Regions from separate parts of the Homo sapiens genome. Here all the other regions are linked to region 1. Evidence: chromatin contacts called from ENCODE Hi-C or POLR2A ChIA-PET data. All regions are on one chromosome and are shown on one strand. Each heading gives the region's core, a stretch centred on a gene start or an enhancer-like site at or near the end of the contact. The rest is flanking DNA. Distances are from core to core; before and after follow the strand shown. Region 1 overlaps SGK1 (serum/glucocorticoid regulated kinase 1). Region 2 has its middle 59 kb from the start of LINC01010. Region 3 has its middle 39 kb from the start of LINC01010.

Region 1 (3,666 bases), core at 233-2,732:
ATCACCTGAGGTCAAGAGTTTGAGACCAGTCTGGCCAACATGGTGAAACCCCATCTCCACTAAAAATACAAAATTAGCCAGGTGTGGTGATGCATGCCTGTAATCCCAGCTACTCAGGAGGCTGAGGCAGGAGAATGGCTTGAACCTGGGAGGTGGAGGTTGCAGTGAGTTGAGATTGCGCCATTGCACTCCATTCTGGGCAACAAGAGTGAAACTCCATCTTATAAATAGATAAATAAATAAGACTAATTGGAAAACTTGGAAATTATTTAGAAGACAGCTCCAAGGATGGCAAAATGAGTCAAGTATTGGAAAAAAAGACCAATGAGGAGAGGCAAACAAGACATAATTAATTTTCTTGAAGAGAAGACCAAATGACAATTGAAGAAGACAGTCTATGAATTTATAGAGAGCTTTATATACAGACAGGGTTGGTTATCATCGCTGAGTATAAAACAAGGGAAACAGGCTTGGTGTGTAGCATAATGGCTTTGTTCGACACAGTAAAGCTAACTAAATGTCAAAATAAGATGCAGGTGGAGGTTGAGCAGTCTTTTCTAAAGCCATGAATAATAAGATAGCAGCTTCTTTGTATGGCTCTGACTGAAGGTGAGAGATGTGCTATGTAAGCTTTCACATCGCTTCCAGGGCTAAGATTCAGGTCCTTGGGGAATATCTTCCTGAATTCAGGGAGTTAATGCCAACTCTGAAATCAAATTACTGGAACATAGTAAAGAAAGCGGGGGGAGGAAGCAACTAGAATCAAGATGAAAATGTAACTTCAAACCCTGTTTAGAAAAAAATAATGAGATTACTTTAAAATAATAAAATTTATTATTAAAAATTTAGAGAAGTTTTGACAAGGAGGAAGTGGAAAAAATAGATATTTTTATTTATTTATTTATTTATTTATTTATTTATTTATTTATTTATTTTTGAGACAGTTTCCCTCCTGTTGCCCAGGCTGCAGGGCAATGGCACGAGCTCGGCTCACTGCAACCTCCACCTCCAGGGTTCAAGTGATTCTCCTGCCTCAGCCTCTCGAGTAGCTGGGACTACAGGCATGCACCACCATGCCTGGCTAATTTTTTTTGTATTTTTGGTAGAGAAGGGGTTTCACCATTTTGGCCAGGCTGGTCTCAAACTCCTGACCTCAGGTGATCCTCTCTCCTCGGTCTCCCAAAGTGCTGGGATTATAGGTGTGAGCCGCCGCACCTGGCCATAGATATTTTAGATAAGGAACAAGATCAAGCATTAAACTGTGAACAAGGTATTTCTAATTAACTAATTTTTTTTTTCAAACACAGCCTTAGGAAACGTGACTCCAACCATGGAGAGTTTAGGTCAGCCCTGATTTTGAGGCCACATGCTCCATCCTCACAGGTGGGTGAGGTCCCTTAGTTGGTATTGTTTGATGATTCTATTAGTTCTTGACTTTTCTGTATATATTTTAATGTACAGTAAAGGGATTGTAGTATTGGCAGGTTTGTCCCAAAATAGACTGTGAGTCAGTTATGAAGGAGGGGGATTCCAGGAACTAGAATTTAAGAGTGAGGAAGTTAAACACAAATTTACATATGACTCAGTACTAACACATTTTACATAATATTGGGTACTTTCTCTTCCTGTAATTGCCTCTATGCTTCATTTGTTGTTTTCACCAATAGCCCTAAATAAGTGGTTTTAAAAAACATTAAGGGAGGCTGGTAGATCACGCCTGTAAGCACTTTTGGGAAGCTGAGGTGGGCGAATTGCTTGAGCCCAGGAGTTCAAGACCAGCCTGGGCAAGATGGCGAAACTCCGTCTCTACAAAAAATACAAAAATTAGCTGGGCATGGTGACACGTGCCTGTAGCCCCAGCTACTTGGGAGGCTGAGATGGGAGGATCACCTGAGTCTTTGAGGTTGAGGCTGCAAAGAACAACAATCTCCCCACTGCACTCCAGCCTGGATGACAGACCGAGACTCTATCTCAAAAATAAATAAGTAAATAATGAATTTTAAACACACACACACACAGACCCACACACAACCATTAAGGGATGACTAATTTGGGGTGTCTTGCCAGCAATTCAAATGTCTAAAATAGCCTTATTCTAGCATTGAATGTTAAAGCCTTTTTCTTTAGACAGACTAATTGCAGAATGAAATGGTTTGCTACCTGTTGAGCTCCAATTCTCCCCTTCTCAAAAAATCAAGAGGCTATGAACTCGCAAGTGTTAATGGGATTCAGATAGAAGCCATCACTGCTATTTTAAATTTTCCTGTGTCTCCCACTAACATTATATCCAAACATCAAAACATCCACAACAATCATCCCCAAGGTTGCTGCTGTATTATTTATAAATGAACACATTGTTGGGTGAATACATTCCACTTTTGAAATTAATTTTCTTTTTCTTTTTCTTTTTTTTTTTTTTGAGATGGGGTCTCACTCCGTCACCCAGTTTGGAATGCAGTGGCGCGATCTCAGCTCACTGCAACCTCTGCCTCTGGGGCTCAAGCGATCCTCCTACCTTAGCCTCCCAAACAGCTAGGACTGCTGGCACATGCCACCATGCCCGGCTAATTTTTTTGCATTTTTGGTAGAGACAGGATTTCACCATGTTGCCCAGGCTGGTCTCAAACTCCTGAGCCCAGGTGATCTACCCACTCTGGCCTCCCAACGTGCTAAGATTACAGTCATGAGCCACTGTGCCTGGCCTGAAATTAATTTTCACTGGTTTATTTTCATAAAATAACGCTGGACACAGTGGCTCATGCCTGTAATCCCAGCACTTTGGGAGGCCAAGGCAGGCAGATCACTTGAGGTCAGGAGTTTGAGACCAGCCTGGCCAACATGGTGAAACCCCATCTTTATGAAAAATACAAAAAATTAGCCAGGCGTGGTGGCATGCGCCTGTGATCCCAGCTACTCAGGAGGCAGAGGGAGGAGAATCGCTTGAACCCGGGAAGGCAGAGGTTGCAGTGAGCCAAGATCGTGCCACTGCACTCCAGCCTGAGTGACAGTGAGGCTCTGTCTGAAAAACTAATAAATAAATAATATTTTCATAAAATAAACTCAATTTCAGTTACATACAGTTTTTTAGGAAAGTGCTTTTCTTTTGTAGCTTTGTTTTTTCCGTCCTATTGCATAGTCTGGCTTCACTGAAATAGCTTTCCACCAAAATATTCTCTTCTCTCAAGCAATAGTATACTGAAGAGAACAAGTAAGTTATTTATTTGCAAGCCCATAGGATTTAAATTAGAATAAACTTGTCCTTGAGAATAATATACTCTAAATAATTCATATGAGTCACAAAATTTTATACCAGAAAAAGTGTGTAAAAAACATCTTATTCCCCAATATTATGATTCCCTCAGTTTGTATGACTTAATAATTCTTTTTTTAGAGTATAATTGTTCCAGAGTTCAGAAATTTTTAAAAGAGATTATCTGTATCTCTGGGAAAAGATTGACTTCCAGCTGGAAAGATAATCTTTTCTTCCATTTTCCCACCTTTTGCATCAGAAAAGTAAACAACCGATTTCCTGACTAAATACACCTGGATTATTTCTCAAGAGAGCAAGAAATGGGTTGATTTATGCATTAGAAAAGTGACCATAAGGTCGTGGAGAATCAATGACTTTAGATGTAGGAAGGATCTTGGAAATCTAGTTCAACTCCC
Region 2 (3,521 bases), core at 738-3,237, 140 kb after region 1:
CTAAATTAACCATATTTTCATTTTGTCCTAAAATGCCTTATTATTGTATTTTTCTCAACACTTCTATAATATGCCATGCATATTCTTATTTTTTGAAAATTATATAATTTGTTGGTAATTACTAATTTTATGTACCTACACTACTTACTCTGTTGCCAGGCTGGAGTGCAGTGGCGTAATCCTGGCTCACTGCAACCTCCCCTCCTGGGTTCAAGTGATTCTCCTGCCTCAGCCTCCTGAGTAGCTGAGATTACAGGCACGTGCTACCACACCCGGCTACTTTTTATATTTTTAGTAGAGAAGGGGTTTCACCATGTTGGCCAGGATGGTCTCGATCTCTTGACCTTGTGATCCACCCGCCTTGGCCTCCCAAAGTGCTGGGATTACAGGTGTGAGCCACCACACTCAGCCTGTGATATAATTTTCTAATATAAATGAGGGGGCTGGGCACAGTGGCTCACGCCTATAATCCCAAAATTTTGGGAGGCAGAGGCGGGTGGATGACCTGAGGTCAAGAGTTCGAGACCAGCTTGACCAACATGGGGAAACCCTGTCTCTACTAAAAAATACAAAAATTAGCCAGGCATGGTGGTGTACCCCTGTAATCCCAGCTACTTGGGAGGCTGAGGCAGGAGAATCACTTGAACCTGGGAGGCGGAGGTTGCAGTGAGCTGAGATTGCCCCACTGCACTCCAGCCTGGGCTACAGAGCGAGACTCTGTCTCAAAATCAATCAATCAATCAGAGAATTCACAAAAGGAACTAACTTACAGAACTTTATAGCTGGTTACTGGTATTGCTATCCAAATTTGCTGCTTTTCATGCAGGTGTCTTTGTCAAGGATGGGCTGTGACATAAAATGCAAACAACTGTTTTTAATGCTACATTTAGTATACATTTTAAGTTCTCATTTAGGGCAAATGTTCACTGCAAATTAAACTAGAATATACAAACATTTATAATGTAAAATATAACTTGTATTAGGGGTTCCTCACTTGAAGAAAACCCAAAATAAAACTCAACTTGATAAAAAATATTTGAATATATGGGATGATAATTCAAGGTTTTTCCATGAAATAGGAATGTCTCAAATGTCAAAAAGAAAATTGAATTTGAAAGTCCTTTTGAGCATACTGGTTGACTAAAGTGAAGGACACCTTTTTTATTTGTTTATTTATCAATTTACTTATTTATGAAATTTTAAAAATTAAGTAAATTTGCTTCCTCCTCATAGCCTCTTCTCTAAAGCTTATCTTAATCATGTCTTCTCCTTAACCATAAGCCTACATGCTCCTAATTTTATGACTTTGTGATCACTGCAGGTTTTTATACCGTTACTCTAAACAGAATTCCAGGCTTATCTTTGCCATACCAATATCTGATGAAAGTTGTCAGCTGTATACAAAAACAAAATGACCTTCTGCTCAAGTTCCCTACCCCCACCCTCCACCCCACAATGACTGTAAATATAAACACATTTTTAAAATTTCTTAAATATTTTCTTTATAGAAATCCAATTTAATCTCTATATCTGCCAGGATATTCTTTCAATTCATTTATCAGTACACCTTTTGAGGTTATAATAGTATGGAGAATTATAAGGAGAGTTCTAAACCAGGGATAACAAGTTAAGTAACAGGAAGATGCATAAGAAAATCTATTGTTACTGATGGAGGGTCTTGACTACAAGTCTTCCAGGCTCTTGACATTTTGAACAAATAATTGGACAAAACGCACAAAGAAATGAAAGAATGAAGCAGCGAAAGCACAGATTTATTGAAACAAAAGTACATTCCACAGAGAGGGAGCCACAGAAGCAAGCAGCTGATGAGCGCTTGTTACAGAATTTTCTGGGGTTTAAAAATACCCTCTAGAATTTCCCCATTGGTTACTTGGTCACACCCCATGTGAATGAAGGAATGGCCCACAACCAGTCTGATTGGTTGCAGAAGGCGACCAATCAGAGGCTGAAGTGAAGTAACAAAGTTACACTCTTAGGCAAATGAAGACTAGGCCCACAACCAGTCTGACTGGTTATGCGAGGGGGCCGATCAGAGGTACTTTCCATTTATCATCTGCCACACAGTGCAAAGGGAGTAGCCTCTGATCCTTTTGTTACTTCAGTGTGTAGAGGTGGGGTTTTCCTTTTGATTCAGTTATAGGAAGTCAGCACAAATCGGCCTTAGTTTCCCGGCCTCCACACCCTATTCTCCTGTCTCACTGTGGTTTCTTTGTTCACCTTTATCTGTTTAATAGCATGTATTCATGCTTCTCACTGCCACTAATATGTGTTTTGGATGATGCAGCAAGCTAAATACAATTGCTTACAGGTCAATTCATTGAAAATATTTTCACTTCAGCCCTCTTCAAATTAAATAAGTGAAATGAAAGAATAGATCAATTAATCATTTTAGTAGCTAGGCCCTGGGTTATTGAGGTCAGTGACCTTGGTGGGCTGATAAATGAATTTGATCCTGGGGAGGTTTCTGTTTCCCTTGTTTTAATCATTTATGTGTGCCCTATTATTCATAGAGAGAGGTACAGTGCTAGCACTCCAAATTCAAGTTCATTAATATTACACAACAGATGCAGGTGTTTCCAGGACGGCTAAGTCAGAATAGCCCTTTTCACTGGAAAGTGTGAAAGCCAAAGTAATTGTCTTCCAACTATGCAACAGGCACAGAAGTGCATATTAGGATTACTGAAGTTGAAATTTTTACCTGACTCTCATTTGCTTCTTTCCATGCTTTGAAATAACCTTTTCCTTCTTCCTTCTTCTCCTCCTCCTTCTCTTCTTCTTTTTTGTTTTTTTTTTTCTTCTTGTATTTCAAAAATCATAAGGCCAGTAATTTAAAAGCATGGGTAGTCTTTTTCTTTATGAAAGTTTAAGCTAAATACCTGTGCATCTTCATACACTCTTGCTTACTATTGACTGAACAAGTTTGGAATTGAGGAATGCTGATGTTCTAGTTATGCCCATTTTCTTCTACCAAACAAGGTATTAAGTTTTGTCTACATATACAAACTATTGTATAAACAGGAACAAAATGAATTCTGGCAAAAAAAAAAAAAAAAAAAAAACTGGTTATTTTTTAAATGTTTATTTGAATGGGTAAAATCAAATAAAATAGCCAATGGATTATTATTTATTTATTTATTTATTTGAGCCAGGCTCTCACTCTGACGCCTAGGCTGGAGTGCAGTGGCATGATCTCAGCTCACTGCAGCATCAACTTCCTGGGCTCAGATGATCCTCCCACCTCAGCGCCTCTGTAGCTGGGACTGTGGGCGTTCACCACAACACCAGGCTAATTTTTTTGTATTTTCTGTGGAGACGAGGTTTCGCAATGTTGCCAGGCTGGACTTGAACTCTTGGCCTCAAGCAATCTGCCCGCCTCAGCCTTCCAAAGTGCTAGGATTACAGGCGTGAGCCACTATGTCCAGCTGCCAATGAATTATTTACCTAAATTGAACAATTTTTTTCAAATGAGTCTAAAGATAGCCTAACACTCAATTTTCAAT
Region 3 (3,388 bases), core at 441-2,940, 160 kb after region 1:
GCCTCAGCCTTGGGAAATTCTCTGGATGATTATATAGGATTGAGCTGCTCCTTCTGGGGGATCACAGAAAATCCAGATGCAGGTGCATTCAGGCCCAAACTTGTGAGAGAGGCAAATGGTGGCCACCCTCCCCAGGCACTTTAGCCGCTTCTCACTGAGCTTGCCCCAACTTGGCCATGCCGCTGTCTCACGATCCCTCTCCACTCTGCCACTGTCATCCCCCTTGCCCCTCATTTTTCCACACCCATCCTCTCTCATGAAGCTTTTCACATTCTTCCTTCAAAAGCTATTGCTTGTTGTGTGATGTGAGTGAAAATAACTTCTACCACCACAACTCAGTCCTGCAGGCTTTTTGTCACTTACTGAAGCAATTAAAGGCTAATAGCACTTGTTTGTGTTTCCAGAGCAGAGCATAGAAGTGCATATCTGTAGTCCCTAAAGTCAGCTCATGCAGGACAGAGTATTCTGGACACACAGCACGAATCGGAAGAGCTGTGGAATCAGTTTGGGAAAATGTTGAATTGCATATAAGAGGAGGAGATTTAACATCTGCGCATGTTTTCTCTAGTACTATCTGTCTATCTGTCTATCTATCTATCTATCTATCTATCTATCTATCTATCTATCATCTATCTACCTACTTACTTATCTACCTACCTACCTACCTACCTACTTATCTACTTACCTATAAATGAATAATAGCTGCTGGTGGGTAACTGTGGCTCTTTGTTTTCATGTAAAGAGCATATTTCAGAGAAGTGGACTTGTTTCACTTTTTTTTTTTTTTTTTTTTTTTTTTTTTAGGTCCTAAATGTAGCTTCTAGGAGACTTAGTTTAGGGGAAGTAAAGAAAATGATGTTAACTGTGGATCACTGGGCCCTCAGGGCAGATGCCCACCCATCTGGATACCGGAGATAGCACCTGCTCCTAGTTTCATGGCCGATTTTGCCTGCGTCTGCTTCACTGGTTGTACCCATGGGTGGTGACTTCTTCAGAAAGTGATCTCATAACCTGTTTGCACATTGTTTTGGAAGTAAACGTTGCCAGAGATTAAAGTATTAAATGTAATCTTACTTACCCTTCTAGAGGACATTGCGGCAAAAATATTCTTCCAAAGGGATGCCTGATATTACAGATGGATCCAGGTTTTGTAGGGCCTATGTTTATGCAATTTTGTAGAACTTCTTTAATAAAAAGTATATAAAAAGTTGATTTCATAGAAGTAAAAAGTAGTATAGAAGATACCTGAGGCTGGGAAGGGTAAGAGGAAGGAGGATGATGAGAGATTTTTGAAAGGATACAAAGTTACAGCTAGATAGGAGAAACAAGTTCCAGTGTTTTATTTCACTGTAGGATGACTATAATTAGTAATAATATGTAGTGTCAAATGGCTAGGAGGATATCAAATGTTCTCAACACAAAAAATAATAAACGTTTGAGATCTGATCACTAAACATTACATGTACAGCACTATGTACCCCATAAATGTGTACAATCATTATACATCAATTAAGAAATAAAAGAAAAAAGAAAAAGTATTGATACGGTTTGATTCTGTGTCCCCATCTAAATTTCATCTTGAACTGTAGTCCCCTTGTGTCAGGGTAGGGACTTCCTGGGAGGTGACTGGATCATGGGGGCGGTTTCCCACACGCTGGTCTCATGATAGTGAGTGAGTTCTCATGAGATCTGGTGGTTTAAAAATGTTTGGCAGTTGTCGCTTTGCTCTTTTTCTCTCCTGCCACCATGTAAGACGGCCTCACTTCCCCTTTGCCTTTCACCATGACTGTAAATTTCCTGATGCCTCCCCAGCCACGTGGAACTGTGAGTCAATTAAACCACTTTCCTTTATAAATGACCCAGCCTCAGGCAGTTTTTTATTGCAGTGTGAAAATGGACTAAGATAAGTATATAAAAGTCGTTATAAAAGTAAACATTTATTTAGAGTTAGAAAAGAAATCTCAACATATTACAATTTAAAAATATGACAAATACTACAAACATCACAAAATCCAGAAAAACCGTAATATTTATTATTAACTAACGGCTTGATTCACCTCTACAATACTTTCTTACTTACATATTTTGGCAGCATACTTTGATTTTTCTGTTAACGTGTTGGCTTTAAAAAATCATTTTCCATGAAGAAAATAGAAATGTAATTCAATCTTATAGTACGCTTGACTTATATTTATTATTTATTGTTGATAATTGGAAAGAATAAAATATTCAACTCACAGAGATATATATTTTGTTTGTAGTATTGCTAAAGGTTTGTGCTCCACAAAAGAAGAAATTCTGATAACTTCTATTTTACGTGATAACCATTAAGCAAAGAAAAGCAAATGGCCAGGTACAGTGGCTCATACCTGTAATCCCAGTACTTTAGGAGGCGAAGGCAGGAGGATAGCTTGAGCCTAGGAGTATAGCTTGAGCCCAGGAGTTCGAGATCAATCTGGGCAACATAGTGAAACCTCATCTCTATTAAAAAAATACAAAACTTAGATGGGTTTGGTGGTATGTGCCTATGGTCCCAGCTACTCAGGAGGCTGAGGTGGGAGAATTGCCTGGGCCCAGGAAGTTGAGGGAGCAGTGAGCTGAGATCATGCCACTGCACTCCAGCCTAGGTAACAGAGTGAAACCCCATCTCAGAAATAAATAAATAAGAAAAGCAAAGAAATATGTTTCAGTTATTAAATATATGTCATTATCAAGTATGTTCCTAAGAAGAGAGAATTTCCAATTAGACTAGACATCATGAGAACGGGATCTTCCGCTTAATCTTTTTTTTTTTTTTTTTCTTTGAGCTAGGGTTTCTCTCTGTTGTCCAGGCTGGAGTGCAGTGGTGTGATAATAGCTCACTGCAGCCTCAACTTCCCAGGCTCAAGCAATCTTCTCACCTCAACCTCCTGAGTAGCAGGGCCTATAAGGCAGGCACCACTAGACCTGGCTAATTTTTGTATTTTTCTGTAGAGACAGGGCCTCACCTTGTTGCACCACCTGGTCTCAAACTCCTGGGCTCAAATGATCTGCCTGGCTCGGTCTCCCAAAGTGTTGGGATTACGAGCGTGATAGTCAGTAGTCCCTACAGTCAGCTCATGCAGGACACTGTGAGCCACTGTGCCCCGCCTAAAATTTTAAACATCTGATAATCGGGAGAAATTTTCCATGGACTAGCCCTGGCTCCATATGTCTCAAACCTTGTGTGTCCTCCGTGGTTGGTAACCTTGTGGTGCCAAGCACTACTAGGAACATTCGCAGTGAGGCAGCCTCTGGCCCAGCACTTTCATGTCTCAGTGCTGGCTGGGTGGGCCCAGTGGATAGTCAGAGCCTGCCTAGGAGCCACTCCTACACTAGGACAACTGGCATTAACCACGTGGAAGTGATC

What was found. A loop is a pair of places that touch in the nucleus more often than their neighbours do. ChIA-PET counts read pairs that join two places held with the same protein, here RNA polymerase II (POLR2A). Pooled maps may share reads with other maps.
Region 2: a loop to region 1 is called in a pooled map, with 6 times the contacts of the local background. The contact joins two enhancer-like sites. A Hi-C loop is called at or near these places in 6 of 168 maps with a recorded cell type or tissue (B cell, CD14-positive monocyte, GM12878 and 2 more), 29 of 37 single-sample maps with no recorded cell type and 17 of 50 pooled maps. POLR2A ChIA-PET finds 5 or more read pairs at or near these places in 8 of 52 experiments (A549, B cell, OCI-LY7 and 4 more).
Region 3: a loop to region 1 is called in a pooled map, with 3 times the contacts of the local background. The contact joins two enhancer-like sites. A Hi-C loop is called at or near these places in 4 of 37 single-sample maps with no recorded cell type and 3 of 50 pooled maps. POLR2A ChIA-PET finds 5 or more read pairs at or near these places in 1 of 52 experiments (naive thymus-derived CD8-positive, alpha-beta T cell).

What each region holds. Positions count from the first base shown.
Region 1 is chr6:134,234,654-134,238,319 of GRCh38, forward strand. All of the region lies in intron 2 of SGK1 (serum/glucocorticoid regulated kinase 1), which reads right to left. Among named protein-coding and RNA genes, the nearest start is that of SGK1, 82 kb to the right of the region's middle. RefSeq lists enhancers at 1,148-1,307, 1,348-1,637, 1,778-1,827. Within about 2 kb of position 1,483, at least 8 of the 41 ENCODE cell types and tissues checked have a DNase peak (open chromatin) inside an H3K27ac peak, as active enhancers do.
Region 2 is chr6:134,377,229-134,380,749 of GRCh38, forward strand. No RefSeq gene overlaps it. Among named protein-coding and RNA genes, the nearest start is that of LINC01010, 59 kb to the right of the region's middle. RefSeq lists a silencer at 3,265-3,324. Within about 2 kb of position 1,988, at least 7 of the 41 ENCODE cell types and tissues checked have a DNase peak (open chromatin) inside an H3K27ac peak, as active enhancers do.
Region 3 is chr6:134,396,906-134,400,293 of GRCh38, forward strand. No RefSeq gene overlaps it. Among named protein-coding and RNA genes, the nearest start is that of LINC01010, 39 kb to the right of the region's middle. Within about 2 kb of position 1,691, at least 2 of the 41 ENCODE cell types and tissues checked have a DNase peak (open chromatin) inside an H3K27ac peak, as active enhancers do.